Linked DNA regions of Mus musculus: region 2 is linked to region 1. Evidence: chromatin loops called from intact Hi-C (ENCODE). Cell type or tissue: left cerebral cortex. All regions are shown on one strand. Each heading gives the region's core, and the rest is flanking DNA. Links, peaks and the distances in the headings are about the cores only.

The links. Peaks named below come from ENCODE experiments on the same cell type or tissue, not always from the same donor. Only the 100,000 strongest peaks of a DNase experiment are listed, where the experiment ranks them.
Region 2: a loop joins it to region 1, with 2.1 times the contacts of the local background. A loop is called at or near these places in 8 of 42 quality-filtered maps.

The regions. Positions count from the first base shown.
Region 1 is chr14:34,539,434-34,555,667 of GRCm38, reverse strand. It overlaps Ldb3 (LIM domain binding 3), which reads left to right. Exons shown (of 15, transcript NM_001039074.2): 9 at 140-325; 10 at 3,346-3,491; 11 at 11,251-11,695; 12 at 13,061-13,241; 13 at 13,680-13,800. Among named protein-coding and RNA genes, the nearest start is that of 9230112D13Rik, 25 kb to the right of the region's middle. In left cerebral cortex, for the core only: CTCF peaks have their summits at 4,815 (motif pointing left) and 6,082 (motif pointing right); DNase peaks (open chromatin) are centred at 6,151 and 6,966; H3K4me3 peaks cover 1,723 bases; H3K27ac peaks cover 1,642 bases.
Region 2 is chr14:34,361,288-34,377,521 of GRCm38, reverse strand. It overlaps Sncg (synuclein, gamma), which reads left to right and starts at 2,853. Exons shown (of 5, transcript NM_011430.3): 1 at 2,853-3,062; 2 at 3,810-3,851; 3 at 4,139-4,266; 4 at 6,606-6,665; 5 at 6,957-7,248. The coding sequence starts at 2,942. The coding sequence ends at 6,977. Gm41131 (a long non-coding RNA gene) reads right to left here and starts at 12,395. Exons shown (of 2, transcript XR_874521.1): 1 at 11,034-12,395; 2 at 9,951-10,578. Mmrn2 (multimerin 2) reads right to left here and starts at 2,018. Exons shown (of 7, transcript NM_153127.3): 1 at 1,744-2,018. The coding sequence starts at 1,907. In left cerebral cortex, for the core only: CTCF peaks have their summits at 4,685 (motif pointing left) and 7,131 (motif pointing left); a DNase peak (open chromatin) is centred at 4,689.

The DNA of each region.
Region 1 (16,234 bases), core at 2,692-10,691:
TAGAGGGTGTGCCCTACACACACACACACACCTGGATCCTATTGTTTGCCAGACTGTCCTTTCCACCCACCCCTGCCCACCCCTCACCAGACCTGGGGCCCATGTGACCTGTTGTCTTTTTGATCCCCCACCTCATCAGCACCCCTATTGAGCATGCTCCAGTGTGCACCAGCCAGGCCACTTCCCCGCTGCTGCCTGCTTCTGCCCAGTCGCCCGCTGCTGCCTCTCCCATTGCGGCCTCGCCAACCCTGGCCACAGCTGCTGCCACCCATGCTGCTGCCGCCTCTGCTGCAGGCCCTGCCGCAAGTCCCGTGGAGAATCCGAGGTAACTGGCCCACAGATGCCAGACCTAACCGTGGGGAAAGGAGACAAGAAAGGAGCCACCCTGAGTCGATTGGTGGACAGCTGGATCCGGGCAGTTAGGTCTTTAATGGGTTCAAAGGAAACCAACCGGGACTGGTGCTGCTTTCTACAGAGTGTGAAGGGGAAGCTGGGATCTATTGTATGGGATGCACGAGCCATGATTAGTGAGAGGGTTTTGTTGTTGTTTTGCCCCACACCCCCGAGAAACATCTCTAGTGATAGATAAAAATCACACACACACACACACACACACACACACACACACACACGCATATTCGCATGAACAGTAATGCACCACACACACACCCATCACAAAGGAATCCTGCGCATAGTCTTTGTTCTTAGAACTCAGATAAGAAACTTGAGAGTTATTGTCCATGCCTGGAGGAAATCAAGGAAGACTCTCTGGAGGTGGGACCACTGAGCCTACACACACACACACACACACACACACACACACACACACACCCCAGGGTTTCTTTGTGTAGCTCTGGCTGTCCTGGAACTTTTTTGTAGAACAGGCTGTCCTCAAACTCACAGAGGTCTGCCCACCTCTGCCTCCTGAGTGCTGGAACTAAAGGTGTGCACCACCACTACCCAGCCCTTTCTTCTCTTGATGTGGAAGCATTCTAACTTCAGAGGTCCCTCGTGTAGTGGAATTGAACTCTCTTCTCAGTTGAGAGCTTTCCCATTTGAAATGTTGAGAAAGTGCCTTCACCTCTGAATCTCCTTATCCTTGTCAGTTTAAGGTGTCTAGAGAAGCACGTGTAGACTGAGGTCACTCTTGAAAAGAGTTGTACATGAAACACCTAGTGCACACAAAACAGTTAAAATAAGTACTCCGAATCCCTGTGTCTCAGCCTGCCTTCCTGGGTACCCACCAAAAGAGAGGCCAAAGGGATGGGGCATGCAGGGAGGAGGAGGAAGAAGAGGAGGAGGAAGAAGTGAGGGAGGGGGAGGAGGAAGAGGCAGCGTAGCTAGATGAGTCATTCCAGAGTGGCCAGCAGTGTTGGCCCTGTTGCCTCTCCAGGCTTCCAGGAACTGTCTAGTTGCTGTTTCCAGCCAGGACCCAGATTCCACAGCCTCCAGGGAAAACATGCCTCTTTGGGTCAGGGTGCATAGAGTCAGGGTGCAGCTTCCCAGCATCCCACGTGGTGCCAAGCCCAGCCTTGCTGCAGCTCAACTCAATCATTGGAGGGTGAGCTTGGTCCCGGTTTCTAGAATGGTCCTGTCCCATTTTCCTAGGACAGGATTAAGAAAATGGCCTCTCCTCTGCCTCTGTCAGACTCTCTTCTCATTAGAGCCTTGCTTCCTTCCTAGAGCAGGAACTTTGGTGAAAGTGAAAAATGTGGAGAAGGGGGAAGCCTTCCGATTTACACAGGGAAAGAGAAGTGTCGGGGCTGAAGCCTGTGAGCGGTCCAGCCCCGACCCTGCCTCTCACTGAAGGGCAAACTCCAGCTCTGAGCTCCAGGCTTCGGTGTCCAGGCCTGCACACTCACTGCTGAAGAGGACACTGGGCTTACAGTAGAAGGGGCCAGAGGTGCACTCTGAGCACAGATACCTCCCTTCCTCACACATGGCCTGGAAAGGGGTTGAAGTTCCTTGGATGTCCACCTCGGCCCGTCACTAGTTATCTTCAGCTCTGCTTCCTTTTCCCCATGCCAATCCAGGATGCTGGCAATGTAGCTCCCAGTGGTGGGAGAGTCTGGCCCTGACCACTGACCCCTAGCCTTATCCAGCTGCGGTAGAAGCTAAGCACCCTTCGCACACCGTGTTTTCCTTCCTGTCTACCTGTGTGCTTACTCCTCTGGCCTTAACACAGGGATCTAGCCACAGAGGACAGGAAGCCCTCACTATAAATGTGGTGTGAAGGGAAGGGAAGGATGCACAGGCTTGGCTGGGACAGCATCCAGTCTCCCCTGGATCCACTCAGGCTACTAGTGATAGGTTATCATCCCACGGCCATCCCTTCTAGGGACCCAGACAAGAAGGCAATCCTTCCTCCTTCATTCCTACCTGGGTCCAGTGGGCCCATGGGGAAGAGGTAGGGGAAAAATAACAAAACAAAACAAAACAAAACAAAACAAACAAAGCCCACAATGCCAAAGGCTGAGGGCATATTTCCAGGGGTTCATTTCTCCAACACCCCACCAATGACCCATTTGCTGGGGATGGTCAAGGGTCCCCTTTAGAATATACGATATGTAGCAGGAGCAAGGCATTAGTTAGTCTGAAATGGAGAGAAAGGCTGAATAAGCAAGCACGGTTGAGAAACACTGCATCAGGCAAGAAGAAAGCAGCTACTGGGCTCTGGAAGCTCCTGGAGCCTTCTGCTCCCCCAAGAGAGAGGCCAAGCCTGCCATTTCTCCAGGGCAAAGAACTGGGACAGTTTTGTCCCCCTCTTTCTTTGCTACCATTGTCCCTGAGCCACATGTGGGAAGCGGCTGCTTTGCTCTAGGGTCTTGACAGCTAAGCCACTAGGAGGAAGCAACAGGAACCAAGTATAGTGGGTTTGCTGGGAGCTGCCGGGACCTCCAGGCCTCTTCCCATGGACATCATCGGAACATTTAAAAATTTTTTTTTCTCAGAAAACATGAGATTAATTGGTTCCTCCAGCAGCAACATAAAGGAATAAGGAGAGCAGGTAGCCAGAGGGATCCGAAAAAGGGAAGTAGCTGTGACCATCTCTAGCTCCCTCTGCCTCGATCCACAGTCCTACTGCTACATTCTGTCTGTGGATGAAGGGCTCTCCATGTGTTCTTTTGTCTGGCTAGTATCTGCCCTCTTTCTTTCCCAAGGTAGCAGCACTAGCCACAGGGAGTAGCTTCCTCCCCTATTTGGCTTCTTTCTAGACTCTGGAAGTGACCCAATGGGTGTTTCTGTCATAGTCCTGCCTAGAGATCAGACAGCGAACCTGGAATGACTTTAGATACCAGAGCCCAATGGACTGTTCTTGTTGTAACTCTTCTGCCTTGGTTCCAGGCCACAGGCCTCTGCTTACAGTCCTGCAGCCGCCGCTTCTCCAGCACCCTCTGCCCATACCAGCTACAGCGAGGGTCCAGCTGCCCCTGCACCCAAGCCTCGGGTCGTAACCACTGCCAGCATCCGGCCTTCTGTCTACCAGCCAGGTGAGAGCTGGGGGCGGGGGGCTGAGGGCTCAAAGGGTTATCTGCTTCAGACCAAGCCTCCAGAGTGAAGGGGGCCTATCCTTCCCTCTCCTGGTTGTAGGGCAGAATCCGACTGAGCCTTGGAGCCTGTATTTGACCTGGGATGACACGTGGGTTGTACCAGGCAGGGATGGAACTACTTAGCTCTTAGGAAACAGATAGTCCTAGCTGGACGTTTCCAGACCGAGTTGAGAGAAAAGACGATGGGGGTTGCGGGGACAGAAAGAGTAAAAAGCTGTTTCTCTAAGAATCTGGGATGGCCTCAAACTAGAGGACAAGAAACTATAACAACAAAAAAAAATGCCCCAGGCTTTAGGCCAGCTTACTGTGTCACTTTGTCCTTTTGGGAAAGCTGCTCAACCAGTCTAGTATATGGCCTGCTCAGGTGACAGGGGATAACTGGGGCGCATGGACACACATAGCAGTAGAGTGGACCCAAGGCAGAGCTCACTGGTTGTGGTTGTGTCTCTATGGCCCCTGCCCCATCGGTGCTGAGTTTCATCCTGGGATGGGAGGTAGCTTTTTGTTTCCTAAGTTTCTAGGCAAGGTTGGATTTCTTCCTCAGAGCCCAAGGTAGTTCTTGGGCTTCCTGCCAGCCATTGTGCCAAGAATCTCAGGGCTCTCTAGCAGGTCTTTTCCCAGTTAGAGGAAGGTCCTATGTACTACGGCTATGCCCATAGGAAGGCCCTTGACAGCCAAGCCCCGAGTCTACTCACAGTCTTTCTTCCTGTTGCGTTCTGACCCTGAACTTTAGGAGGGCAGGGCTGTGGCAGACTTTCTCCTTTGTATGTGCCTGACTTGAACTTGCCATGAGGATACATTCAACCAATAAAGAAATGGGATAGATAGATGGAGGTGTTAACCTGGTGGTAGAGTGTATGCCTAGTATGGGTGAGGCCTCTGGGCTCAATCCCTAGCATCACACACACACACACACACACACACACCCGAGGCAGGAGGGTAATCATAGAGTAACAGGAAGAGGTCATGAGCTTACACTCTATACTCCGGCAGCTGTGCACACACAGGGAGTGAGCCTTAAGTATTCCTTTAATTATCCCTTGATAGCCATTCCATAGGTTGATAAAATAGGATTTTAGGTATGTATATACTTTCCAAGTAAACATTATACTTCTGGGGCTGGAGAGATGGCTCAGTGGGTAAGAGCACTGACTGCTCTTCCAGAGGTCCTTAGTTCAATTGCCAGTAACCACATGGTGGCTCACAACCATCTGTAATGGGATCTGATGCCCTCTTCTGGTGTGTCTGAGGACAGCAACAGTGTATTCATATGCATAAAATAAATAAATCTTTAAAAAAATACACGTCCAGCATGCATATATATGTATATATATATATATATATATATATATATATATTCATCTTGAATTTATAAAAAGCAATGATGATTTTTCATTTACTATTACAATACAAATGTTTTTCTTCACTCAAAACTACTATGGACTATATGGTCTCTCTATATAGTTTGTTTTGCTTTTGAGATGAGATCTCTATGTGGTCCTGACTGTCCGGGAACGCCATATGTAGATCAGGCTCTGTCTCCCCAATGCTGGGATTAAAGGCATGTGCCACTATGCTCTGCTTTACACATAAAATCTTAATAGACTTTGTGTGTGTGTGTTTGTTGGCAGGGTAGCTCAGGTAGACCAGGCTGATTGTTGATCCTCCTTCCTGGACCTCCCAAGTCCTGGGATTATACGCATGTGCCACCACACCCAGTTTTTAATAGACTTTTTAAAGATCAGTTTTCAGTTCATAGCAAAATCGAATGAAAGGTGTCATTTCCCAAATACCCTATGACCTCACCCCATGAACACACACACACACACACACACTTTTCCAATGCACAAACCATTTGTGGTAAAACGAGGAAGGGAATAAGTTACAGGCCTGCTTAGGGAAAAGAGACGGGTTATTTTAAGGGAGAAGGAAGGGGGCTTGTGTCCTACAAGTGTGAACTGGCCAAGTAGACTTGGGATAAAGAATAACACAAAGTCTAGGCTCCAGAACACATCCTGATAAGGCATTGATGAGACCCAAGGAAGCTTTTCTCTTGAGGCTTTCCTGACTAGAGCGACAGAATCAGTCCCCTGCTTTATGAAGCTCACCGACAACAGAACTGAGTATGGACAGGAAACATTTTAGCATGGGTGGGACACCCAGCCTGCTGTAAGGAATAAGCAAACTACCTCATCTCTCAGACCTGAATTTTCTCATTTGAGTAAGATAGGATTTCTATAACCTCTTGTTATATCTGCAGAGATAAAATAATATCTGTAGTCTGATGCCATCTCTTGCACTTCTGGGCCGAGGAAAGGAAATTCTGAAGTCAGAGCTCCACAGGCTGAGGTGGCATTTTGGAAGGGGAGCGGTACAAATCTCCTACGTAGGAGACAGAATGATCACTCAGTGCGGCCAGGAAACACAGGAAGGCGTTTGCAGAAGCCGGTAGGAGTAGTGTCAGGTGCAGACCTTTCCCAGCAGCACCGCAGGCCCTCCCGGCACCTTTCTTGTCCTGTCCCCGCATGCCCACCAGGGGGCGGCCGGGCCCTCCAGCCGCTTCTCCCGCAGCGGCCTGGGCGGCGGAGACCGGCAGGAGCCAAGGCCTTTCCACGGTTCCCAGACTGTGCAGACGTTAACTCATCCCTGCCTGGAGCAGAGGAGAGGCCTGCCTCCACCCTTCCTTCTCTCCAGGGAGGCTGGGTTGGCAACGGGCTCCGGGGGCGGCTGGTAGGCTGCCAGGCCAGCCGGGGATACGGGCCCGCACCCCGCTCCTCTGCTGGGCTGCGGGGACTTGGGCGCCGCCGAGCACGAGCAGCCCGCTCGCGGCCAGTCCCCGGCCGCAGCTTCCGGGGGGTGGGGGACGGAGGCAGGGCGGGGTTCGAGCCGGCATCTTATCTCTGGCGCCTGGGCTGGGCATCCGTTTCCCCAGAACACCTGGGGCCAGTGGGCGGAGGACACCTTGGTCCCCGGGATGGCCACGTCGGCCTGCGGGCCGGGCGGCGACCCGGGCGCTTGCCGGCGACTTAGCCCGGGCTAAGTGACTCAGATCACCTTGTTGTTTAATTACACAGTCCCGGGGCCGCCAAGTGCGATAGGAGCCCTTTGAACGTGCCAATTAGAGATGAAATATCACCTTCTAATTCGAACCGGCTTAATTCCGTCACGTAGAAATAGCAACAGCCCGGGGCTCGGAGATGGGATATCAGGTTTCTTACGGCATTTGGAGCGTAGAGGGGCGAAGCAGGCAGGAGCTGAGAGGAGAGGGGACCGTGCTCCCCGCATGTCCTCTCCCTTCTCCTTCCCCCTCCCCAGGGATCTGCCCGGGCGAACCGCCCGGAAGAGAAAGTCCTCCTCCTGTTTGTAGCCCCAGCGGGTAGGAGGTAGGAACCTGGTCCAGGATTCCAGCCTTCCTCTCTGGGGCCTTGAGTAGGGGTTTGGAAAACGAAGGCGGTTCAGGAAAGCCTCGGATAGGAGGAAGAGAATGTCTGCCCTACCGAAGGAGCGGTTGGAGAGGGAGGCAAGGTGGGCGAGGGCGGGGTTTACTTGGAAGGAGCATGCTGGAGCCTGGTTCTGCATTCGGAGTGGTTTAGAGGAGCTGATTAGGGTGCGTTTCAGATAGGAAGCTTGCAAGCTGGCTGACCTCGAGTAGCCACTTAAGCTCTCCAGGTTGTCTGTAAAGTTGACTCGCAAGTACTCTGCCTCTTGCTATTACACAAACTCCTGTGCAACACTGTGAAAGCCAGTAGCTCTTGGCAGCCACTGTTGCAAAGAACCATCCGAGAGGCAGACACTTTTAGGAAAAAAAAAAGGCAGGTAAAATTGATTTAAATACATTTTTATTTAGCTCAGCATATGAAAATTTCTGAGTTTTTTGTGTTCTTTATTCAGGGTTTCTCAACTTGCTCTGTAGATCAGGTCTCTAGAGCTGGGATTAAAGGTGTGCACCACTGCACCTGACCTTTTAAAAAATATTTTATTTTATTGTGTGTACATTGGTGTTTTGCCTTTACGTGAGGGCGTCAGATCCCCTGGAATTGGAGTTACAGACAGTTGTAAGCTGCCACGAGGGGGTTGGGAATTGAACCTGGATCCCAGCTTGTGCTCTTAGCCACTGAGCCATCTCTCCAAAGCCATCTTTTCAGCCTCAAATGCGTGTGTGTGTGTGTGTGTGTGTGTGTGTGTGTGTGTGTGTGTGTGTACACTAGAACGCAGGTGCCTACATAGGCCAGAAGAAGGTGTGGAATCCATTGAAGCTTAAGTTTAAGGCAGTTATAAGCCATGAGACATGAGTGTTGGCAATCCAATTCCAGTCTTTTACTAGTACATGCTCTTAACCACTGGGACGTTTTTCCAGACACAGCTCAGTATATTAAAAATGGTTCAGAGCTGGACTCTATTCAGATGCATGCTAGCTATTTCAGAAGCTGAGAAATAAGGTCACTTGAGGCTAGCTGGGTAACACGTAGAGACCCGGCTCAACACACAAACAAGGGGCTGAAGAGGCAGACCCGTGGTTAAGAGCACTAGCTACTCTTCCACAGGACCCACAGCCAACTTACTCCAGTCCCAGAGAATCCAACACGCTTTTGGCTTCCCCTAGGTACTAGGCATGCATGAGGTACACAGACATACATGCAGGCAAACATCTGCACACATTAAATTTAAAAATAAATAAACAGCTTTAACATACAATCAATATAAGATAATTATTACTAAGATACTTTATATTCTTTTATTAAGTCTTCAGATTTTTAAACTGAATAGCACATCTCAATTTAGACTAACTGCCTTTCAGGTGCTTAGTACATAAGGCCATGGCTTGACGATCACACGGCTTTCATTCCTAATTCCTTTTAGAGCTAGGTGTGGAGGCACATGTCTGTAATCCCGCACTCAAGAGGCTGAGATACCAGGATCTCTGAATTGTTGAGGCCAACCTGGAATACAGAGTGAGTTCCAGACTAGCCTGGGCTATATGTCAAAAAACAAACAGCTTGGCTGGGCCTTTGATCTCAGCACTTGAGAGGCAAAGCCAAGCAGAACTCTGGGTTCCAGAATAGCATGATCAACAGAGTGAGTTCCAGGGACAGCCAGAGAAACCCTGTTTCCAAAAAAAAAAAAAAAAAGACCAGCACAGAGGATTGTGGCTTGTAAAACAAGAAGGAAACAAAGGATAGAAGAAATGAAATGAAAAGCAAAGAGAGAAAGACACAGCTTACACAGACTTATACAGAACCCTAAATCTTACAACAGAGGGATGAAGCTGCTTTGAAGTTCTGTGGGATCACCTCTCCCCACTCTCCTCTAACAGTACCCCTAAAGTCACCTTGTCCCTAGCATGTTGGGACTCTCTGGACAGTGGGAAGCCATGTAAGAATGTTGAGGTGGGTGAAAACACCCTGATTTTGTGACTTACAACTTTACAAAATGCTTGTGCTGTGTCCCTCCTAGGGGTTCCCACCACACCCATTGAGGTGGGCAGGATGTCATTCATTCTATCACCAGAAACAGGTTCAATTCCTGGTAATGTGACTTCAGAGAATCACAGCTCCCTGCCCACTGCCATCCAACAGGAAACCTGCTTTAGGGCTTTCCCTGTGACAGAAAGGCCTGGAGATGAACTTGATAGTTCATTCCAACCTGGGAATCCAGATGCACTGTCCTACCGTCCCCCCCCCCCTCTCTCTCTCTCACACACACACACACACACACACACACACACACACACACACACACACACTATATCATGTACTAAATTAAGCACTCACATGTCTTAGTCCTAATAATTTCCTAATTCTTATAATCCCAATACCATTTCTTAGAGGAAGAAACAAGCCCAGAGAGAATTAATTACTCAAGCAAGGATACACAGCTAGGAAGTTGTAGGACTAGAGTGTAAACCCAGAGCTCTTCTGAGAGAGGGATGCTATGAATAGAGCCCAGAGTCTCAAAAATGCTAGGCAAGTACTCCTAACTGCTGAATCCCAAGCCTCAAACTAGGGTTTTTGATGAGTGTGTTTCTTTCCAGAGTGCAGGGTCTCCTCTTAGAGTTACAACAGACTTCTTGATGAGGTTACACACCAGTGGAAATCGGATCTGTGTTCTTTATAGAGGCAGCTCGGAGTCTAGGGAGGGTTAGACTCTCGCTCTGCTGCATCCTCTGAGGACTCCAGCCCTCAAGTGTAAAGGGGGATAATGCAGGGCTGACTCATGACCTGCGGTGTGCCTCACCCGGGCTGTAAGTGGGAGGAAGGATCCAGCTGGAGAATCTGCCATGGGAGTTAGTCTCACTCCCAGGATGGCTCTGGGGCAGGGCTGTGGAAGGCTTTACACCTCTGTACTCTCACCATAGGCAGAGCCCTAGCCATCCTCTAGCAAAGGGTGCCCTGCACTTCCCAGTTCTGAAGTTGCTGTCATTTGGGAATAAGAGGCACAGAGTTAGAACAACCCAGAATGGCCCAGGGCACCAGACAGGAGAAAGAGACCAGACAGGGCCATGGTCTGAGCCCATTTGTGATCTAGAGAGATCTGTTTGAGTACAGTCCGTTCCACTCAGGCCTGGCTTGGATGTGGGCAGGGAGGCTATCATAGTATACTTCCCAGTGAGGAAGATAGTGCTCTTCCCAGAAGAACAGACTGGGAACAGAGATGACACGTCTAGAACCATCTTTGCTACAGGAAGAGAACTGGCTAGATCATATTCTCAGGATACACAGCTAGATCTATTGAGTTGTCTCTATGGTGGAGGGCAGAAATATCCTTGGTTCTGCGAGCCCTGGTAGAGAGTGCTTTGTGTTAGCATCTACAGTGCCCCTTCTGTGTGATGAACTGTTTCTCCACTCTCAGTGAAGGCAAGAAGTGCAGTACACTCTTTTCCCTAATGGTAACCTCTGGGGTGTCATATACACTCTGAGTTTGCACCAAGGTGATGTAGGAGAACAAGAGGATCTGGCAGGGAAGGTCAGAGACCAAATGAGCAGCTAGACCCTGGGCAGCATGGTGCTAGCCCCTCTGCCTAGGCTCACCGAGTGACTAAGATAGATGGGTACCTATCGAATCAAGACCGACAAATCAAGTCAAGCTATTTTTCAAGACAATGGTAGTAGCTGAACTTGAAACATGAACCTGTGCTTTCTGGACATCTGCTCTCTGTTGAAGACATACAGCAAGCACTGATTTTGATGACTGGGCTAGGGGACCATTGAAAGCATCCTGCAGTCCATGCTGAGTTGACCTGTTCTTACCCACTTCCTGTCCCAGACACTCCCTACTCTTGCTCCCCACCTTCTACAGGACCAGGGCAGCCAAGGTCTCACAGAACCCCACCCTAAATAGCTTCACTATTTATAGCTCCATTCCTTTCTGGGGCCTGTGCAAGCTCTCCAGGCCTCTGCTGTCACCCTTGTTTATCTGGGCTTTTGCTGAGAATTGAAATCTGGTTCACCATGAAGTTGAGACAAGTGGGTCTGAAGCTTCGTGAGTGATAGTGCATTTGCTCAGCATACTTGAGTCCCTATGAATAGAGCAGACACGATTCACAACACATGCTCACCCATACACATAAACACCTCTTCTTTAGTAATTGGTGTTATACTGTCTCAATATTATGCTCATCTTGTATAGTTCTCTGGCTGGAGTGAGGGATGAGGGAAAATGAATTTCTAACACATATTCTTTGGGTGTTTTTGGCTTGCAGTGCCTGCATCTTCCTACAGCCCATCTCCAGGAGCCAATTACAGTCCAACTCCCTATACCCCTTCGCCAGCTCCTGCTTATACCCCCTCTCCTGCTCCCACCTATACCCCCTCACCTGCACCTACATACTCCCCTTCCCCTGCACCAGCTTATACCCCCTCACCTGCCCCAAACTATACCCCTACACCATCAGCTGCCTACAGTGGGGGCCCTTCAGAATCTGCCAGCCGTCCACCCTGGGTGACCGATGACAGCTTCTCTCAGAAGTTTGCTCCTGGAAAGAGCACTACCACTGTCAGCAAGCAGACCCTGCCCCGGGGGGCTCCAGCCTACAACCCAACAGGTCCACAAGTGACACCTCTTGCCAGGGGCACCTTCCAGAGAGCTGAGCGCTTCCCAGCTAGCAGCCGGACTCCCCTCTGTGGGCACTGTAACAATGTCATCAGGTACAGGTTTTGGTATATAGGAGGGGTGGCAGATAGGAGGGCAGATATAGGCGAAAGGCCAGCCAGGCAGGACAACCTCAGGTCTCTCTGGCTCGCCTCTGTGAGCTTTAGCTTCCATATCTGTATGACACTCTCATCCCTGGGGACTTGGAAGGATTCCATGAGGTAAGCGGGTAAAGCTCCCAGCTTGGTGCCTGGTGCCAGGAGCTCCCCCTTGGGCTAAGGCTGGGTTCTGGGAATCTTAAGCTGTATTGTCAGTAGGTTTATTGCGCACACTGCAAGCTGGATGACGCGGTGGTTTGCCCCAGCTTTCCCTTAGAGGTTCTTCTGGATCTTTCCACAGACAGTGCCCTGCCTCTTAGGGCTCTGATAGACACTTCACTGAAACTCAAGCAAGTCATTTCACTTAGAAGTCAGGGGTCTCAGACGGTGCTCATTAAATTCAGTATGTCTGCATTTGTGTGTGGTACATGCGTTCATATGGGAAAAACATACTCTTTGAAAACAAGCAGAAGCCAGGTGTGGTGATCCCAGCACTTGGGGGATCAGAAGCAGAGAGATCTCTGTAAGTTCAAAGCTAAGCTCTTCTAAAAGTTTGTTCCAGGCCACCCAGGGCTAGATAGTGAGACCCTGTCTCAAAAACAAAAGCAAAAATGAGCAGAGAAGAACTAGAAAACACAGAGGGAAAATTAGAACATGAAGTTTTCTGATGGTGCCAGTGTTCTGAATCTGAAACTGGACCATGATGTTTGTACCCTGTGTCTACCGCCGCCTGGCCCTATGACCTTGACTGAGTAAGCTCCTCTGCCTTGCTGTGACTTGGTTGCCTTTATTGATTATCAGGTCTCATAGGAGTTCCTCCTTCACGGCATTGTTTCGAGGATTACATATATGGACAAATGTAAAACTCTTCTTGAGAAGTGTTCAGCACGGTGTGGTTTAGCTGAGGTTAGCCCCCATAGCCATTGCTCTCGTGATAAGCTGAACTCCATGACGTGTTTACTGGGTCCTCTGTGGCAGATGTTTGGATTGCTTCCAGGTTCTGTTTGTTGGATGTCTCACTGTGTAGCCCTGGATGGCCTGGAATTTACTATGTAGTAGACTAGGCTAGCCTTGAGCTCTTGAAGATCTGCTTGCCAAGTGCTGGTATACAGCACCAAGCTCCATTTTCCAGTTCTGTTTATGTTAACTGACATGACAATACACATCTTTTGCATGGGGCTTTCTCAGAATTTTATACTATTTCATTAGAACAACCCTCAGAGTGGGTATGTCTAGGTAAACGCATGGACATTGTTGGGGTTCTTAAAATATCTGGTTCTAACTTGGGGGGGTTCATTTTAATGTTGTTTTCTGCCATGCCAGGGGCCCTTTTCTGGTGGCCATGGGCCGCTCTTGGCACCCAGAAGAGTTCAATTGTGCCTACTGCAAGACCTCCCTAGCAGATGTGTGCTTTGTGGAGGAGCAGAACAACGTTTACTGCGAGCGGTGTTACGAGCAGTTCTTTGCCCCGATCTGTGCCAAATGTAACACCAAAATCATGGGGGTAAGTGACCTTTGTCTTTTCTTCAGTGAGACTGACTTCCTCTCTTCCTCTAAGATTTTAGGGTCCTACTAGAAACTCAACAAGTTGCTGATCACAGCAAAAGCAACTCCACAATCCTAGAATCCAATCAGTTTGCAACTAACTACCAAGCCAGGGAACTAATTAACTTGGGCAAGGAATGATATGTGCGTATAACACCAGCTTCAAATGGTGCTGGGACTCTGCACAGTTTGCCTCATAGCCTGCCCTCACGGCTCATCTGCCTGTGGCCCTCCTCTCCCTCCTCTCCCTCCCTGTCTTCCTCAGCACCTGCTCTGTGAGCCCTCCTGCCCTGTACCCTAGGTTACTTGGGCAGCAGCCAGGCCTGGTGCGGAAGCCAAGCCTAGCTCCCTTCCCCCTGGGAAGGTGTCTGTCCTGAACTTGGAATCTTTCCTCCAGGAAGTGATGCACGCTCTGCGACAGACATGGCACACCACCTGCTTTGTCTGTGCAGCCTGCAAGAAGCCCTTTGGGAACAGCCTCTTCCACATGGAGGATGGAGAGCCATACTGTGAGAAAGGTAGGCACATGGGATACAGTACCCATAGGATGTATTGTGACACCAGGCTGGAAGACCCTGTGCCCATGTGCCAGCCGGAGTGACAGGCTGACAGGAAGGCATAGAAAGCTTACTCCTGCCTGCATCCATTCACATCCTACTGTGAAGGGGAAGAGGGTCTCCTGGGTTTTGTTTCATGAGCGGTACTGGGAATCAAACCCAGGGTCTCACACAAGCTCCTGGTTCTCTTTTTTTTTTTTTTTTTTTTTTTTAGATTTATTTATTTATTATATGTAAGTACACTGTAGCTGTCTTCAGACACTCCAGAAGAGGGAATCAGATCTCGTTACGGATGGTTGTGAGCCACCATGTGGTTGCTGGGATTTGAACTCCTGACCTTCGGAAGAGCAGTCGGGTGCTCTTACCCACTGAGCCATCTCACCAGCCCCTGGTTCTCTTTTTAACGGCGGAATCCTGCCATTATTACATTAGCCGAACTCTTTCCCTTTCTCATTTGGTTTCAGCTTTTGGGGGAAAAGAAGTCGGAGTTACAGTGTATTTTGTAGACCAGTCCCTGCCCCATCCCGTGTTTCTAACATTGAGTCACCCGTTGATTCCCAAACTGCTTGAGAAACCTCTCAAGTTATGTTGGCTTGCGTCTACTCGGAAGAGGGCCACCTCTAGCCTTCATCCTAGATTCTATTTCCTGTCCCATCCTGAGTCGGCTTTGTATAGCTGCTGAACTTCTGCAGACTGTAAACACCCGCCTTATAGGGTGGCTGTGGGGATGGGAGCTGCGGGCGGGTGCCCCTTTCGCTCCCGGCCTGTGGAGCTCTCTAGACTCCCTCCCCTCGCAGCCCTCCAAATCTCTCTGCACTTCAGAGTGTAATATGTTATTGTAAAATGTGGGGAGTTGTAAATTCAGGGGACTGGCTGACTGCTAGTCCCAACCTCCTTCCTTCACAGCTGGCTTCTTTCAGGGAGGGTTTTGAGGCAGGGCCCAATAAGGGAACACAGACTTGAAGACCCAGACAGATGAAATCACATGGAAAACAAAGGGACTGATTTACAGACAAAAGTGGAGCAGCGGTGGGCGGAGCAGCGGTGGGCGGAGCAGCGGTGGGCGGAGCAGCGGTGGGCGGAGCAGCGGTGGGCGGAGCTGCGGTGGGCTGAGTGGTGCTTTGAGAACAGAAAGAGAAGCATGGTAGACTTTGAAGTAGGATAGGAAAAAAATCACTCCAGTTCCTCCATGGGAAGAAACAAGCCAAAACCTTTGTTTCCTAACTGAATTTTAAAACAAAGTTCTTTGGCCTTTTACGTGGGTGAACTCATTTTCTGGCTCCAGAGTAAACTGATTTGTTTTCAACAGGAATCACACAGTACCGCAGCCTCCGTTGCTGTAAAGGGGAAATGATAGCACATCTACTCTCCCCCTTTAGGACCAACAGTTAGTGTTATACCATTGATTCTGTACTTGGTTCTGGCCTAGTCAACATGGTTTATACTGTAGTAAAAAGACGTATAACATGAAATTTACCACCTTGCATATTTTAAGTATATAACTTTGAATGTGTAAGTGCAATTATTGGTGTCAGTCTCATATTATAGAATAAATGAGAAAAATGTCACTGTTTTAAAAAATAACATTAGTCTTATCTGTGATATCATTCTGTTTTGTTTTTGTTTTTGTGAGACAAAGTTTTCTTTGCTGTGTCCTTGACTGACCTATGAAACTAGCTCTGTAGACCAGTCTGACTCTGAACTCAGAGATCCCTCCTGCCTTTGCTGTGATTAAAGGCATGTGCCACCACCGCAGGCCTGTGCTATCAGTTTTTAAAGCAGAGCGTCCAGATCACACAAAACCAAGTTTCAAATAGAAAATCAATCAGTTAGCAAGACTTCCAGAAGAAGATCCAAGCCATCTTAAGAACGAGTTTGTAAAAGAACAAGGGAAGGAATTTCTAATTAATACTAGGGCTAGTTGAACTATTTCTTTGTTTCCTGTTCACCATTTATCCACAAAACATAGGTTGAATGTGAAGTCTATATCAATTTCTGTGAGGTCTCTGCCCCCAAAAACTTTAAGCAGGGGCCAGTAAAATGGCTCAGTGGGTAGAAGGGTTTGCCATAAAAGCTTGGCTGCCTAATTCTGACTCCTGGAAGCCACATGAAAAAGAAGGAGAGAGCCCACCCCACAGAGTTGTCCTCTAGCCTGCACATGTACTCGTTGGCACAAATCAGACACACCAGATAAACTTTAAAAAGCCTTGAGCTGGAGACATGGCGCAGTGGTTAAGAAGACTGGCTGCTCTTCCAGAGGTCCTGGGTTCAGTTCCCAGCACCCACATGACAGCTCACAACTGTCTATGGGATCCAATTGCCTTCGTTTTGTGTACAGATATACATGCAAACAGAACATCAATACACATAAAATAAATAATTTTAAATGTTTTTA
Region 2 (16,234 bases), core at 4,044-12,043, 180 kb after region 1:
TGGCTCTAACAGCAGAGACTTTAATGATTGATGCCGATGCTGCATTCCCCCAACCCTGCCCCCCACTCTGTTGATGGAGTAGTGGAACACAGCGCCTGGATCCCCCCACAACCCCCTTCCCCTTCTGCCCAAGGACCTGAGCAGCACTTCCGCCTCCTGTCACAGGAACTTGGGAAGCAGTCAGCCCAGGAAGCTGCTGTGTTTCCTTCCTTTCCCACCAGGCTCTCTAGATACTTCAATAACTTGGATGGTGGGGTCCAAGCTTCTTGGGATATGAAAAGGAAACCCCGGAAGGCAGGAGCCCTAGCTTGGGTGACCTGGGTATTCCTGAGCCCAGCTCACTATGCACAAACCCCTCTAGTCCCTAGAGTCTGGCACAACTCCACCTAGGGAAAGATGGAGGGTCCTCTAATCCCAGGGGCTAAGGGAACAAACAGACCTTCTCCACACCCAGGGGGAATGAAGAACAAGGACCAGGACTCCTCCCTTCTGGCCCCTCAAGCTCCTCCATCTTTCCTTTGGAGACTGGGACCTGCTCCTGGTGGCTCTAGGGAAGAGAGAGGGTTGGTCCCTGGTCCTGAAGTCAGAGGTAGATGGTAGGACTGACTGCCTCCGTGAACAGTCGCCTTGTGTTTGTGAGCCTGTGGTAAAACTAGGGATGAACAGGACACCCCTTTCTCCCTACACCACCAGACCCACCCCTTCTTCACGAAACAGCACATATGTCCTCTCACGAGGCAGCCTCTCCATGGCCAGGCCTGCTTTCCAGAAAGCTCCCAACAGCTATTCCCCTAAAAGAGTCAGAAGCAGACAGAAACCTGGTCCAGGGGATTTGTCTGGGAATTCTGTTACAGTCCCTTTTCTATGTAGTGGGGAGGCTGGGGCGGGGGGGTGGTAGGGGTAGGAGGGGGATGTTGGCCGTTTACCCTACAGATCCGACAGTTTCCACTCTGAGAGTTAGGTATGAAAGCAAGGGTCCAGCTCTCTGTGCCTGTGACCCAGGGTAGATGACTCAAGCACTGTGAGCCTCAGGCCCCGCCACTGTGAATCAGGCTGCTAGGGGAGAGGAATGGGGAGAATACCTGAAAAGTGGAGCCCCAGAGGCTATCCCAGGAAGTGGCATCTGCGTGCCACCTTGAACATGTCGAGACATGAGACTCCAAACCCTGAGGGACAGACCTAGAGTCCTGGCACCTCTAAGCATAAAGGCGATGTCGGAAAACCTTGCCTGGGGTCTCACTGCACCCTGTCCGTGCAGGAGGCTTCGTGAAATTGCTCTAGGATTCCCTGCCTCCATGAGCTCTGGGGACTGAGGAACCCTTGCTCTGTTTAGTAATCCTGGCCTGGTACTCTGGGCACTTAGATCCAAATGCCTTCCCTGTGAGCTGCTGTCCCCTAGGGCTTAGGCTGGGCCAGCCTTACAGAGGCTCAGGTTTCAGAGCTGAGCTCCTTTGAAGAGCAGGAGCGATAGCCCCATCACCTGGAATCATCTAGAACACCCAACCCTCTGAGTCCCATGCCACTAGTGGGAGCTGTGTTACCTGTTGCAGCCCCACCCAAAGCCCCTGCTATAGGTCAAGCAGGAATCACCCTGCCATCCCCAGCCTGGGGCCTGGAGTACCAGATCCAGGAAACTAGCATCCCTTAGCTATAGAGATAGCCACACATCAGCCCATTCCTCAGATGTGTATCTGGGGCTCAGACATCATCTCCCGATCTCCGACAAGGGCAGGATTTCCTTACCGTCTGATGGGGTCTCTGCTGGTATCCTCAGCCCCTAGTCTCCAGCCTTCAGGCATGCCGGGCCTATTGAGATGGGAGAACTTGGTACCGGGGTCCTGTGCCCAGGACCCTAGCAGTCCCCAGCTCAGGTACACCCCAAAGCCCAGCAGCAGTGTCGGGATCATGGTGAGGGGCTCCTGTGCTGATGCTCAGCCTTACAAGTGACTCTCAAATTTGCTGGTGATGTGGTCTTCAAGCGAAATGTCAGAAAGAAAAGAAAACACGAGGACAACAAAGGGAGGAAGTGGCCTGGTCCGGCCCACCCGGCAAGTCTCATCCGCCCCCGCCCCCGCCCCTTCCAGCCTGGCCCCCTTGGAGGCCTCCAACCACTCAGGTCAATTCCTGTGTCCTGAGGGCACTTGAATCAGGGACACGGGATTTGGTAGACACATAAAGGTGGCCCCATTAAACTTATTTCTCCAGGACTCTGTCGTGGGCCTGGAGGAGATCTGGTGCCACCCATACTGTTGGCCAGGAAGTGGGGAACGGGCACATCACACCTGCTCGGCACCTTGGGCTATGGGAACTAGCAGGTGGGTGGGAACTCAGAGAAGGAAAGGGACTATGCTAGAATCACACAGCGGGCAGCCCAGTCTAGGGCATGGGGAGCAGCTTTGGGTGTTTCTGGCCTCAGCCTTCCAACAGGTTTGGCTAGAGCTCCAGGCTCAAGAGCATCCAGGATACAGTGGGGAACTGGATAACAGGGCAGCCTGCAGGTTGGCCATTCATTGGATTGGCCCTGACCCCGGCCCAGCCTGGGACACTGAGGCATCATCAGTCAAGGCACTTTTCTTCTGCATATAAGAGCCAGGGCACGAGACCACCAGGGCTTTCCAAGGATGAATGAGGTGTAATGATAGATTAGGATATGTCCAGCCTCCAACACGCTCTCCCTCCCCCAGGGCCAACAAGAGTCAGCAGGGCAGAATAGAGCCAGTAGGGGCCCGGGCCCTGCTCGCTGGTATCCCCGTGAGGCATGCCTTCTCTCTGGCCCGCCCTCCCTGCCCCCACCCTGGCCCGGGCTGGCTGGGCTCCAGCCAGCAGCCACAGCATCAATATTTCATCTGCGTCAATAAGAGGCAGTAGCAGCAGAGACAGCGGCTGCGGCAGCACTCCAGTCCATAGCTTGCAGCAGCCAGGTTCCATCCTTGCAAACACCATGGACGTCTTCAAGAAAGGCTTCTCCATTGCCAAGGAAGGTGTTGTGGGTGCTGTAGAAAAGACCAAGCAGGGAGTAACGGAGGCAGCTGAGAAGACCAAGGAGGGGGTTATGTATGTGGGTGAGTGTGGTAGGTGGGGCGGGGCGGGGCGGGGCAGGGTGGAGGGGTCCCTAATGGAGGGCAGATGCCTCCCTCTGCAGATTCCCCCAGCTTCTAGAAAGCGTTTTGAGATGAAATTCTGATTGTTGAGGCAGGGTCGCACACCCTGGAGAATATGGTAGTATCTAATTGTCTTTGATACTCTGGGGGAAGGGACTCTGAGTGGGACAGGACCGGAGTGCCACACCTACGTGTGGGCACTCAAAAGCATGCACACACATGCCTGGAGTCTCCTAACCTGGAGACCCTGAGGTAATGATCTGCTCAGGTGGACCCCGCTTTCTCCAATGGGAGTTGCTGCATCTGAGCCAGGCCACTCCTGGCTTAGAGGGGAAGGGTAGTCTGTGAAAATGGGTCCCATTTAGTGTTCAACCCACCCCCAGCATTCTGGGCTCTTTCTAAAGAGGGGACAGGGGTGGCTAATCCTGTGACTCAGCTTTCTCTGCCCTGTTCAGCTGCTGCTTCTGAGGCCGGGGCCACGCCCATGCAAGGGCCATAGCCCTACCAGTAACAGTACCTCAGGCCTGGTCTATTTTGTCCCCTCTTCCTGTCCTGTCTCCTTCCCGTCTGTCCTCTGTCCTTCAGACACAGCAGGAAATGGCCTTTTGAAGGGGCTACTGTCCCCAGACGCCATCCTCATCCCCTCCTGGCCCCCACATTGTGTCCAGCTGTTTGCCCTGACCGCTTGTACACCTCTTCCTCCAATAGGCACCAAAACCAAGGAGAACGTGGTACAAAGTGTCACCTCAGGTAAGATGACCCAGAACTGGGGACCCCACAAATCCTGCCCTATATCCAGGGTCCATACCTGAAGTCCTCTTTGTACCAACTGGAGCCCTAAGCCCTTGGTGACCCAAACCACTACATGCCCTGAAGATAGACCATCACATTGTTCTGCCCTAGAGTCAGACAAAGGGATCGAAGTAACTAGAAGTCAGGCATCAGGCATCTGGGCTCTGGGAAGGGGTTGCTCTCCTCAGCTTGGGTAGGCAGCAGTGGAGGGGGCCAGGGCTGAGTCCAACCAGAATCCTCTGCAGTGGCTGAGAAGACCAAGGAGCAGGCCAATGCCGTGAGTGAAGCTGTGGTCAGCAGCGTCAACACAGTGGCCAACAAGACCGTGGAGGAGGCTGAAAACATCGTGGTCACCACCGGGGTGGTGCGCAAGGTAAGCCTGGTTCATGTCCTTTTTCTAGGCTCCCCAGCAATAGGAGGCAATTCTGCCCTCGTGAACACACGGGTAAATAGCACTAGACACTGCTTAACTTTACAGACAGTACCCACTGTGTGCTGGGGCGACTTGGTATCTCTGTACCTGTTCATATCAGGAATCCCCATCACACTCCAAGAGTGGGGACTTGGGATTCATTTTATGCACAAGGAAAGCGACATGCAGACCATGGCCAGCCCCATCCCCTTGGCATGCAGGAAATACATATCACAAGGGCAGTGTATGGTGACAGGCTAAAGCTGAAAGCCACCACCAGAGCTACCTTTTATCTTTTATCCAACCCTCCCTCATCCCAGGGTCTAGCTTCCACCTCCCAAGGAAGCAGTAATGGCAACACTGCCCACTTGTGGTGGGCAAGTGGCAGGGCTCCGACTCCACCCTCTGCTGAGGTCTTTGTGTGAACATGTGGGTTGTATGTGCATTATTGGTAGGGTAGAGATGTGTGTGAACGCATATGCGTGGAATGCATGTGTGAATGGATGCGCATGTGTATGTACGCATGTGGCAGGCAGTGGATAAAACAGGGGCATCAGGCTCTCTGGGGATAGATGCCAGAAGTAGGAGCTGTCTCCGCACTTGCCAAAGAGTAAGCTCTGCTTTAAGTCTTTTACACTTACTAACCTATTTAATGGGGCCCCAAATTCCACCAAACCAGATATGGAAGGAAGGGCCTAGAGAGATTAGGTGATATGATGCACCACGGTCACATGGCTGGTCTCTGCCAGCACGTAGGTTCCGTGAGTGGCCAGTTTCTGAGCTACACCCTTGAAAGACTGAGTATGGACTGTGCATGAATGGGGATTCCAGAATGGAGGTTGGGAAGGAAGCTAATTCCAAAGACCTGTTATGGTCAGCCACACACACTACAGCAGGCAACCCCAATGGTGCAGCCCTAGGCTTCCCACACAGCCAATGCCACAGAAGACTACTGTAAGGAGCAGGAGAAAGGGGAGGGGTCACTCACCCCAAACACCTGCTTCCAGGGCCAGCACAGGGTCTCCTGTCACTGGAGTGTGTAGGTGCACCTCTGCAGGCTGTGTGACTTTGAGAAGATCCTCTCTGGATTATACCCATTTCCTCATCTGAAATGCTACACCTTAGGGCTTTGGGAGGAGGCAGAGAAGTGATACTAGGATGCAATTCTGCCAGGCACATGGTTAGTGCCTGTGATGGTCTGTTTATGCTTGGCCCAAGGAGCTGCACTATTAGGGGGTGTGGCCTTGTTGGAGTGGGTGTGGCCTTGTTGGAGTGGGTGTGGCCTTGTAGGCCTGGGCTTTAAGACCTTTGCCCTAGCTGCCTGGAAGCCTTCTCCTAGCGTGGCCTTCAAATGAAGACGTAGAACTCTCAGTTCCTCCTGCTCCATGCCTGCCTGGATGCTGCCATGCTCCCACCTTGATGCTAATGGATTGAACCTTTGAACCATTAAGCCAGCCCCAATTAAATGCTGTCCTTATAAGAAGTGCCTTGGTCATGGTGTCTGTTCACAGCAGTAAAACCCTAATTAAGACAGCACCTGTCATCATCATTACCACTGTTCCCAGCACAGCAGTCATCCCAGGAAGCTTACTCCCAAGCCACTGGCAAGAAGGATCCTGGGAGCAAGTTCAGGCTACCCTTGCTAACCTAGAAGATGCTACTGAGCCCTTGGGGCTTTGCCATTTTCTGTTGACCCATGAACTAGTTGTGACATCATACCCTAACCCCAAGTTAACACAGATACGTTCTGAGAACAGACTCTAGACTGACCATCAGTCTAGTTCCAAACCCACTGCCGTCATGACCGTGAAGGAAATGCTGTGGAGATGGAAGACAGGCCTGAGCCAAGAGTCCATCCGGAAGGCCGGAAGAGTGACCCACACTCCTGAGTACCTGAGAGGGACCTGAAGCCCTGATACTTTGAACTCTGAAGCCATGCAATAGTATCTAGGCCCTGACCCCTATCCTCAGGATCTCTGTGAACAGTGATGGCATTCGATGCTCATACAGCCTGAGGGAGGGGTTTGTGTGACTCAAGGGTCTCTCCTTACTGCACACACTCCAGGCTTCCTCGCTTAAGGAGCCTAAGTCTGTAGGGGCCAGGTGCCCATGACTTGGGATGTGCTTGCAGGAGATGATGCCTGGCTTGGAGGGTATCTGGCACCTCCAGACCCTCTAAGCACAGAAACATGATGGAAGGCCTCTGTTCATCTGTGAGACCTGACAGGGGAGACCCTGCTATGGCAACTGAGGGCCCGTGTCTCTTCCCATAGCCTTGTGTCTCCTTTGCTCCCCTGTAGGAGGACTTGGAACCCCCTGCACAGGACCAAGAAGCCAAAGAGCAAGAGGAGAATGAAGAGGTAAGAGGGGTTCCCAGGGTGCACCAGAAAGTTCTGCCATAGAGACCTGAGCCAGAGAGGCCCTGCTTTCATTTCTTGGTCCTGGGAGACCTTCCACAGCTTCCCACAGTGCCGTGGGTAGGGCAGTCAGGGACCCGAGTGCCTGACCGCTCCATGAGTGACCATTTCCAGGTGGTCAAGGAGAATTGTGGGCCTGGAAATGGGTGCAAGTCTCTTTCCCTCCCTCCTTCCTTCCCTTCCTCCCTCCCTCCTGCCCTCCCCCTCTTCTTCCTGCCCTCTCTTCTCTGCCAGGCCAAGAGTGGAGAAGACTAGAAGGCTGCCAGCCAACCACAGAGGCTCAAGGGACACCCCTCTGCCTTGGACCCTGTCTCAACCTGGCACACTGAATGCCCTGCCTAGAGTGCCCTGCAGGTTGCCCAAGTTCTCTGTCCCTAGCCCAGTGCCACAAGTCCACACACGCTACTGCCAGCGCCAGCACCCCCTGCTGGCTCCTTTTACCCTATGGTCCTCTGATCACCAATCAGATGCTGCTGTGATTTCTTTTTTTTTAATGATTCCAAATAAAACCTGAGCCCCACTCCCACCAGTGCTTCTTCTTTGTGCTATGCCGACCCTCATGAAGCCCTCTGGACATTCCCAGGGGAAAGACATCAAGGCTCAGCATCTGATGGGACCAGGTACACGTGAAGAGTTCTGGAACCTGTGCCTTCAGGAGCCCTGCTGTCTTTAGCAGCAGTGTATCATCCTTTCTCTTGGCTCCCCCTAAATAACAGGCTGCTGATACTGTCCATGGAAGTGCAGTGGCTAGACAGGGTCTCAGACTCAGTGTCCCTTTAGAGCGGATCCCACTGCCTGCCTGGTTCACTGTGTCTGAGGAACCTCAGGTGGGCAGAGGGTGAGAATGTCTGTGTAACTGCAGCTTGTGTGTTACGGGGACCAGGGCTTCAACCACAGGGTGAACAGGGACAGCAGAGCAACCCAAGGCACCTTCCATGGCCCCTGACATCCTCAGACAGGTGGGCTTTCCTTTCCCCTCTAGCCCAGGAGACTACAGGACATCATAAAGAAAATGGTGTTGACATATTTGGGACTGGGAGTATAGTTTGGTGGCAGAATGCTTGCCTACCAAGCATGAGGCCGTAGGTTCAAACCTCAGTGCTGAAGATGAATAAATAGCTGGTATGCACCATGGTAAGCCTTAAGAAGGAATTAAGGGGCTGGGCATGGTGGTGCAAGCCTTTAATCCCAGCACTCAGGAGGCAGAGGCAAGCGGATTTCTGAGTTTGAGGCCAGCCTAGTGAGTTCCAGGACAGCCAGGGCTATACAGAGAAACCCTGTCTCGAAAAAACAAAAAAAAAAAAAAAAAAAAAAGAAGGAATTAAGGGACTGAGTTTAAACAACGTGCCCAAGAGCACAGAGCTGAGTGGTCTCCGGACTAGGTACAAGCTGGATAGTCTTGTTCCAGAACCGCCTGATTTCATGCTCAGCTATGGTATCCATGGAGCCAGTTCAAAATTTCAAAACAGCCCAGGCACCCAGCCTGACTGGGGGCTAGCATGAGGCTGTTTCATCTTGGAATCCTCCTTAGGGGCCTCACCTGTTTATTAGATGTTCAGTATGGGTTCAGAACTCTTAAGCCACTTGTCCAGGCCTCCAGTCTGGTGCCAGTGCCAGAGCCAGAGCTTGAGTCCACAGTGGCCTGAGACACTTATCTCCCACCCAGCCTGTGCAATAGGGAGCAGGGGTCAAGAATAGCCCAGTCAACCTGCCCCTGAGCTCCTGAATCCAGATGGGTGAGTCGCAGGCTTCCACTGCTGAGGAGGAGGGAAAGAACAGAGGGCCAGTGGTCCCATGGATGGGAGGAAGGAGGCTCAGGGCAGTCAGTGTGCTCCCAAACATACCTCCTCCCACAACGCAAAATTTCAGGAACATGTGCCTGCCCAGGAAGTGTGCCTGCTTGAGAGATGTGCCCACCTGGGAGCTCTCTGGGGTGGAGGACGGGCAGCAGACCTGGGCCTATTAAGTCTCGTACCTCCCAATGCCTTTGCAGAGGTCTCTGCTCCCCGAAATCCCTGTTCTGGACTCAACTGATAAACAGCAAGGTCAGCCTGCTCCAGGAAGACCTACAGGCACCTGCAGTGCTCCCAGCCTTTAACCTCAGTCCCAAGCTCTGGGCTAACCTCTGGAAAAGAAAGGCCATGCTCTAGTCCTAGGCCTGTTCTTACTCAAGGAGTCCCACTCCCTGGCTCCTCCTGCAGGCCTTCTGATGTTTAACCTTGGGAAAATAAACCTTCCAACCTCAGCTGCTTTTAGTTAACTTCTGTTAGGGAAATATTACTTGGGGGGTGCGGGTTACCCCACCTTAGATCATTTAACACCCAAATAAAAGACACAAAAGCTTTATATTTATAATAAGCCTTAAAGCACTAGAGCCAGGCAGATATCAACCCTCTGTGCTATTTTGTCTACTTCCCTGTCAATAGCCCCAAGGTATTACTTGACATGCTCCACCTGGACAGCTCCTATTCCAGTAGGCAGGACCCCCATAGTTATGTGCTCATGATCCATGTACCCCATGAGGATGTCTCCCTCCTCCTTCCTCGCTCTTCTCTCCTCCCCCCACCTGCAACCCCCAGCCAGGTAACTGAAAACTCATCTACCGCTATCTATTATTGCCCAATCACAAGCTTTAGCATTTTATTCACCAATTAATTTGGGGAGCAACGTTGCATAGCATCCCTTGGTGTACGTGAGGATCCCCTCATTGGGGGTAACCAGATCTTAGAGTATGGGATTTGAATACAAGCAGCACCAGACCAAACTCCTACAAACTTCCTTCTCTCTCTCTTTTTTTTCTCTCCTTTTTGAAAGTTAAATATTGACTGGGTTTGTTTAGTTTTTACTTATGTGTATATGAATGTATTTGAGAGGAGGTTTGTGCACACAAGGGTAGTGGCCTCAGAAGTCAGAAGAGGGTGTCAAACCCCTTGGAGCTGGAGTAGAGGGAGGCAGGTACGATCCACCTTCACGGATGCTGGAACTTAATCTCCAATTCTGTGAAAAAGCAGCACATTCTCTGCTGAGCCGTCCATCTCTCCAGCCTCCCCATCTTTACATAAATGGAACCTTTCTGTTTGTTTGTTTGTTTGTTTGTTTGTGACAAGGTCTCACTGTGTAGCTCTGGCTGTCCTGGACTTGCTATGTAAACTAGGCTGGCCTTGAACTCACAGAGATCTGCCAGTCTCTGTCTCCTGAGTGCTGGGATTAAAGGCATGGACCACTATATTTATGGTTTATTTTTATTATTATTTTTTGATACAAGATCTCATATATCCCAGACTGGTCTCAGACTTACCATGTAGCTGAAGTGGACCTGAACCCCTGACCCTTCTGCATCTACCTCCAAGATCACAGCAGTAGACCTCCATGCACAGCTGCCTTTTAGGGGTTTTGGTTTGCTCTTTTGAGACAGAGTCTCACTCAGTAGTCCAGGCTGGCCTCTGACTTCCAGCAATCCTTCCTGCCCTCGCTTCCCAAGTGCTGGCATTACAGATAGGAGCCAAGCTGGGCTTTTTTGGTTGACTTTAAAAATCACTAACTTGGGGCAGGTAAGCTGGCTCAGTGGATAGAGAGCTTGCTGCTAAGATTAATGACCCGAGTTCAATCCCTGGAACTACATGATGGAAGGAAAGAGCTGATTCCTGCAAGAATTCTAACCTCCACATTCACATTGTGCTACACATGCGTGTGATCTCTCTCTCTCTCTCTCTCTCTCTCTCTCTCTCTCTCTCTCTCTCTCTCTCTCTCTCTTTCTCACACACACACACACACAAATAAATAATGCTGCTCTCAGGAGTCAGAGGCAGGGGAATCGTGAGTTCAGGGTCAGACTGGGTTACAGAGAGGTCTTGTCCTGAAAAAGAAAGAAAGAAAGTGAATTAAGGGAGGCAGAGGCAGGCGGATTTCTGAGTTCGAGGCCAGCCTGGTCTACAAAGTGAGCTCCAGGACAGCCAGGGCTACACAGAGAAACCCTGTCTCAAAAAACCAAAAAAAAAAAAAAAAAAAAAAAAGAAAGAAAGTGAATTAAACAAATCACTAAACTCGACTGAGCGACACAGCAGACCTCTCCCTGATTTCTGCACCTGGCCACATGGCTTACAATGATGACAGTCACCTAGGTTACTTTGGGAATCTGGAGGCCACTTTCACTAAACAAACTTTACAGGGCTTGTCAAAGTATCTTAAGGGTGACTGGCACGTGTGTCCCCTTTGTCATCTCTACTTTTAGGTCATGCTTTAACTATGCAGATAGATATGTTAGTCAGTTAAGTAATGTTTGTTTAGGACTAGCATCAAAGACTGACTTACCAAACTCTAGAATCCCTCTCCTCGCCTTTGGGATCAGGGACTTCTCAGGGCTGCTGGGCCTGGAGTGGCACCCACAAGTGTCCAGACACCCAGCCTTTCCTTACCAAAGTCCCAAATCTTTTCCTTTTTTCTGAGAACAAACAAGCTTGAGTTAGCAGGGTTTTACTCCAAGGGCCTAAACATGTACGTACACACACACACACACACACACACACACACACACACACACACACGCACGCACGTACATACGTCATGCAAATGAGCAATAGAAATACCCCTGCTAAGTGTCTATTAGAATCATCTTCAGCCTTGAGAGCTCCCATGATCGTCAGGTGGAATCCCCAAGGCAGAGGAGGGAGAAGCCACACCCACTGGGTGAGTGGTCTTCTGAATCCGAACTCAGCCCTTCTGTATTCTTTAGTTGCTTTGCCCATTCTAGTTAGGGTCTCCGCCTTCCCCATGAGGAACCCCCAAGGTCCTGCACGTGTCTCCACTCCTCCATCCCTCACAGCCTTTTACTCCCTATTTTCCTCAAGCCCCCATAATTCTGTCTGCTGACCTGCTCCTACCCTGTCCCTCGGCCGGGTGAGCTGGCTCTGGCTTACTTTTAAAAATCCAAATTGATGTTTAGATAAAGCACAGTCAGCGGGATTGACCCACTGCAGATGTCCTCAACAACCCAGAACTCCTCCAAGCCGTGGCAGCAAGGACACAAAAGACAAGATGCAGCAAGTAGAAGATGCCCAGGGTGTCAGTGAGCAGTGCCTTACCTGACCATCAGCAGCAGCACCTTCTTGAGGCACACTGACAGGAGCGGCAGGTCTCTGTAGTGTGAAATCCTCTGACATAGTCTCCCTGAGATGAAGGAGCCACGGGACACCTATCTGGGACAATGCTTTGGTGGTTGCTGAAGCCCATCTGAGGAGCCAAGCAGGTAACAGGTCCAACACCAGGCTATGGTAAAGCTTCACTGAGGTGGACCTCTGCCAGCAAGACCTCCACCTGCTGGGTCTCCCAGTACAAGTCAGATGGGACCAAGAGGTTCCCAGATCCCAATGGAATTTTTTGTTTTCAACCTCCTTTGGGTGGTGGGGGTAGGGTGGGGAGAAGCAACAGCTGTTTATTACTTTGAAGTGTCACCTGTTAGGCAGGTCCCAGCCTTAGTTTCTCACATCTAACTCCCTTATTAAGGAAACAAGCCAGGAAGGAGGGGCCCAGAGCTATAGATTACTAAGTGCTCTGGCAGCAGGACTCACCAACCTTCATTATCTGAGTGGCTCAAGGCAAGAGACTTTGAAAGACCCACAACCAACGTGAGGACTCCCTCACGTTCTGACTCAGGAGAGGCGACACCCCAAATCACCCACAAGAAACGGTCTTGCTGCAAACTGCAAGAGGATTTTTATTCAAGAGCGCTCTCAGGCCCACAGTCATACACCACGCAGGGGTAGAGGACCGTGGCGCCCCAGTAGCTGAGTAAGGGGGTATTTAAAGGAAGAAACCACAACTCAGGAAGTGGGAGGGCGATACCAGTTAAGAGTCCCAAGGAAGTGCAAAGTCACAAGAGTCGAAAGGAATACCTGGTAATTGTGCAGGTTATCTCTCAAGACAGTTTCTAAGAGCCCCTAACAATAGCACATTTGCATAGCGGGTTCCGGCAATGGTCAGGGTGACTTTCTTTGAATGAACACTCTTTGAACCTAGGAAGGGGGTGGGTGGAGGAATGTCGCTATCTGTTTTATGATTAGCATACCTTGGAGCAATGAGGCACAGAGGTCATATTCCCAAGCCTGGGCCTAAAGGCCTAGAATTTTGTTTTTAGGTTATACTTTCAACTTCAAGTCAATGCCCTAGGGCTAAGGACACTATCTTTTTGTTCCAAGAGGAGAAAAGGATGGCCCTATCCCAGAGGGCTGTACAGAAAAGTCTAGTGGTATTGGGGGTGGAGGGTGAAGAGGAGGGGGGTGCACACTCCTCACAGTCTCTGGTTCAATGTGAGATTTTTGGGGGAGCAGACTCTAATGAGATTTAACCCTGCACAGCTATGGGTCCCTAGGGCATTGCCCCCGTACTATGTCTTGCTTCCTTTCCCAGGCGTGGATAAGTGCTGCCAGGGACCCAAGGACCAGACTGCTAGCCAGGATCTGACAAAACTTTGCCCATCTTCAGCCATCAGCAGTGAGGAGACTGGGCACTTCTCTCCAGTCTGGGAACGGCTGAGCTTGGCCCGGAGCTCTGTTCAGCTGCTGTCTCCTTGATGTGCCTTTAATTAAAGCTACTATTATCCTTTTGGGTTCACTTCAGTGATTCCACCAAGCAGGGCCCAGCTCTTTGGCGCCGTTAGGGGCGGGTTTCCCATCCTCTCCGCCGCCTACTGCTCATTAGCTCCCCAATTCAAAGCTTCCCTTCTCCCGGAAGCAGACTGCACCTACAATGGGAATAACCTGCTCCCCGATCCTCTGGGGACTCATCTCTGAAGCTGAAGGAGTGCTTCTGGAGGCTGGGGAGAGGGGAACCTGCGCCTGGGGGTGGAAGGGCCCTCAGGCGACAGGAGGCAGTGCAGGCTACAGAACCGCGGGAGCTGCGGACCCGGCCACACCCTGCGGTGACTCACCCGGAGCGCAGTCCCTCAAGGAAGAAGCCTGTGCGCGGGGAACCCTGTGCCAGTGGCCTTGGAGTGCAGCGTCTGTGAGGCAGTGTGCTTGTGCGACCTCCCTTAAGCTCCCCTTTCTTCTCAAGCCAACTATAAATTTCTGGTCCAGAACGAAGCTGGACATTTTCGTCCGACAAGTCCCAGATTGAGTAGGGATCCTGCAAAACCAGGTCCCACCCAGCACTCAGCACGTGTCCACGCACGGGACCTAAACCCGGGGCGCGCCCTGCTGCTGGGTGACTCACAGATGCCACAGGGTGAGGCTACGCCTAGGAAACCTTTCATCAGAGACACATCCGGGGAGACCTCCATCCGCCTCCCTTCCCATCTCCAGGCCTTTTTGAAATTATTGTTGCCGCCCGAGTAACACCATTCCCCAATTGGCACATAAAGGGTTTACCACTTCAGTTAAAAAAAAAAGAAAGAAAGAAAAGGGGGGGGACGGGACGACACGGGACACCATACCCTTCCCAGGTCCTCCAAGATTAAAAACAGCCTCCTTTGCAAACTGGCTCCAGGCTGGCCCTGAAGGTCTTCCTCAGCCTGCCAGTTGAGGGCAGTATCTCCACGAGCTCAAAAAGGCCTTTGCTCTGGGTTTTCTTCACCCTCCAGGCTGGCACCCAGACTTGGATCCATGGGGCTGACTGCCCCTCCCCCGCAAAGAATACCTCCTCAAGTGTGCAGGAGCCGATACCATTACCTCCAGCTCAAGGAGAAAGCTCTAAAGTGACGTTTCGGGCTGTCGGGGATTTCTGGTATCTCCAAAAGACCTCACCAGCAGGAACTAGTGCTGGGTCGGAAACAGGGGCCAAGAGCTGAACCTAAGATGTCGCACTGTCTTTCTGCTGTTTCTCCTTCTCCAGTGTGACTCAGGGATTCATCCCTGGCGGCCCACGTGGTTGCGTCTTACCTGTTCTGCTTTAGGCATGGATGTGGGGCCCAGTTCTTGCTAGGAGAGGACAGGTCAAGTCTGTGGGCTCAGAGGGCTTCTAGGAAAAGTTTTTGGTGACACGTTTCTGAATTAGGCTTTCTGTTCCAGTTGAAAGCTAAGTCTTCCCATGCTAGCTGCGCTCCAAAGCCGAGCACTAGCTAGCCACCTGCCCGCTGTCTCAGGCCTTCCCTTTCTGTCTCAGCTGACTAGCTTCCACTTCAGTCCCCTCTCGATGACCACCTGGTCAAGCTCTTCTTCAGGTGCCGTGGCCCAACACACTCAGCTTTGAGGCAGGATCTCAGTGCATAGATAGCCCAGACTGGCATTTAACTCTTTACCTTCCTAGGTTCCCACCTCCCCGGTACTGGGGTTACAGGCAAGTCCCTGACAGCTTCCCAACCTTGATTCCCTTTAGACTGCAAGCAGGCAAGAGCAGAATTTCCTACTTGCCAATCTCTCTTCCTTCCCTTGCCCCCTCTTAGCCCTCTCCTTTCTACTTTGCATGCCACTGCCCAAACCCAGCCACGCCTTTATTCTTGACTTAGATCTACAGCTGAAGATAGTAAAAGCTTCGGGTCCCTCCTTAGGCTGAAGTATTTTCTGCTGCTTCTTGATTGGGTGAAGTCGTTCCTCCAGAGCTGTTTTCAAGACTGAAACACTGATAAGCTATCTGGGATCTGAGACAACGATATTTACCACTGGGTAAAGGGCCCATAAGGAGCTATAATATTCCAGTATGCATGGCATGTTTTCTTTCTTTCTTTTTTGTTTGTTGGTTTGTTTTGAGGCAGGTTTTTTTTTTTGGTTGTTTTTTGGGTTTTTTTTTTTCTGTGCAGCCCTGGATGTCCTAGAGTTCACTCTGTAGTCTAGGCTGGTCTTGAACTCCCAGAAATCCACTTGCCTCTGTCTTTTTAGTGCTGGGATTAAAGATGTGTGCCACCACCACTACCACCCAGCTGGCATTTTCTACTTTTAAAGATATTAGATGTTAAGAAAGAAAGGTGTGGGTATACAGAGGTGCCTCTGCAGTCACCGCTCTTGTAGAACGCCTGGGTTTGGTTCCCAGTACCTCGTGGTGCCTCACATTTATCTGCAATTCCAGTCCAGGGAATCCGGAGCCCTTTTCTCACCTCCAAGAACACTTCATACACATAGTACATATACAGGCAGACACATGCAGGCCAAACACTCACACAACACAAAAAAGAAATATACAGTTTTAGTCAGGAAGGGCTGGCTGTGTACCTCATAGACCCTAGCTAGGCACAGTCTCTACATCACCTGCTACATCACCCTTTGCCTTTAGATGGGAAGTCTCACTAAGTTGCCCGTGTTTGCTGGTGGGGATTTGGTGTTCGAGGGAGGCCTCTTATGTAGTAGCTGGAAATAGAGGCACAGGCTCTGCAGCCTGGATATCCTGCGTTTTCAATGAGCCTGGCAGGCTTAGGAGATAATTTGGCACTTTGGTCTCAACACGGCCCCCACCCCTATCCCCCACTCCCCAACCCCTGTTTGGTTTTGGCTATGCACACTCTCTCCTATTGTAATAATGCACTTGACAGCCTAGTTCCCTGATCTGCTTCTACTGTGTACACAGCTACCCCTCTCCAAATGCAC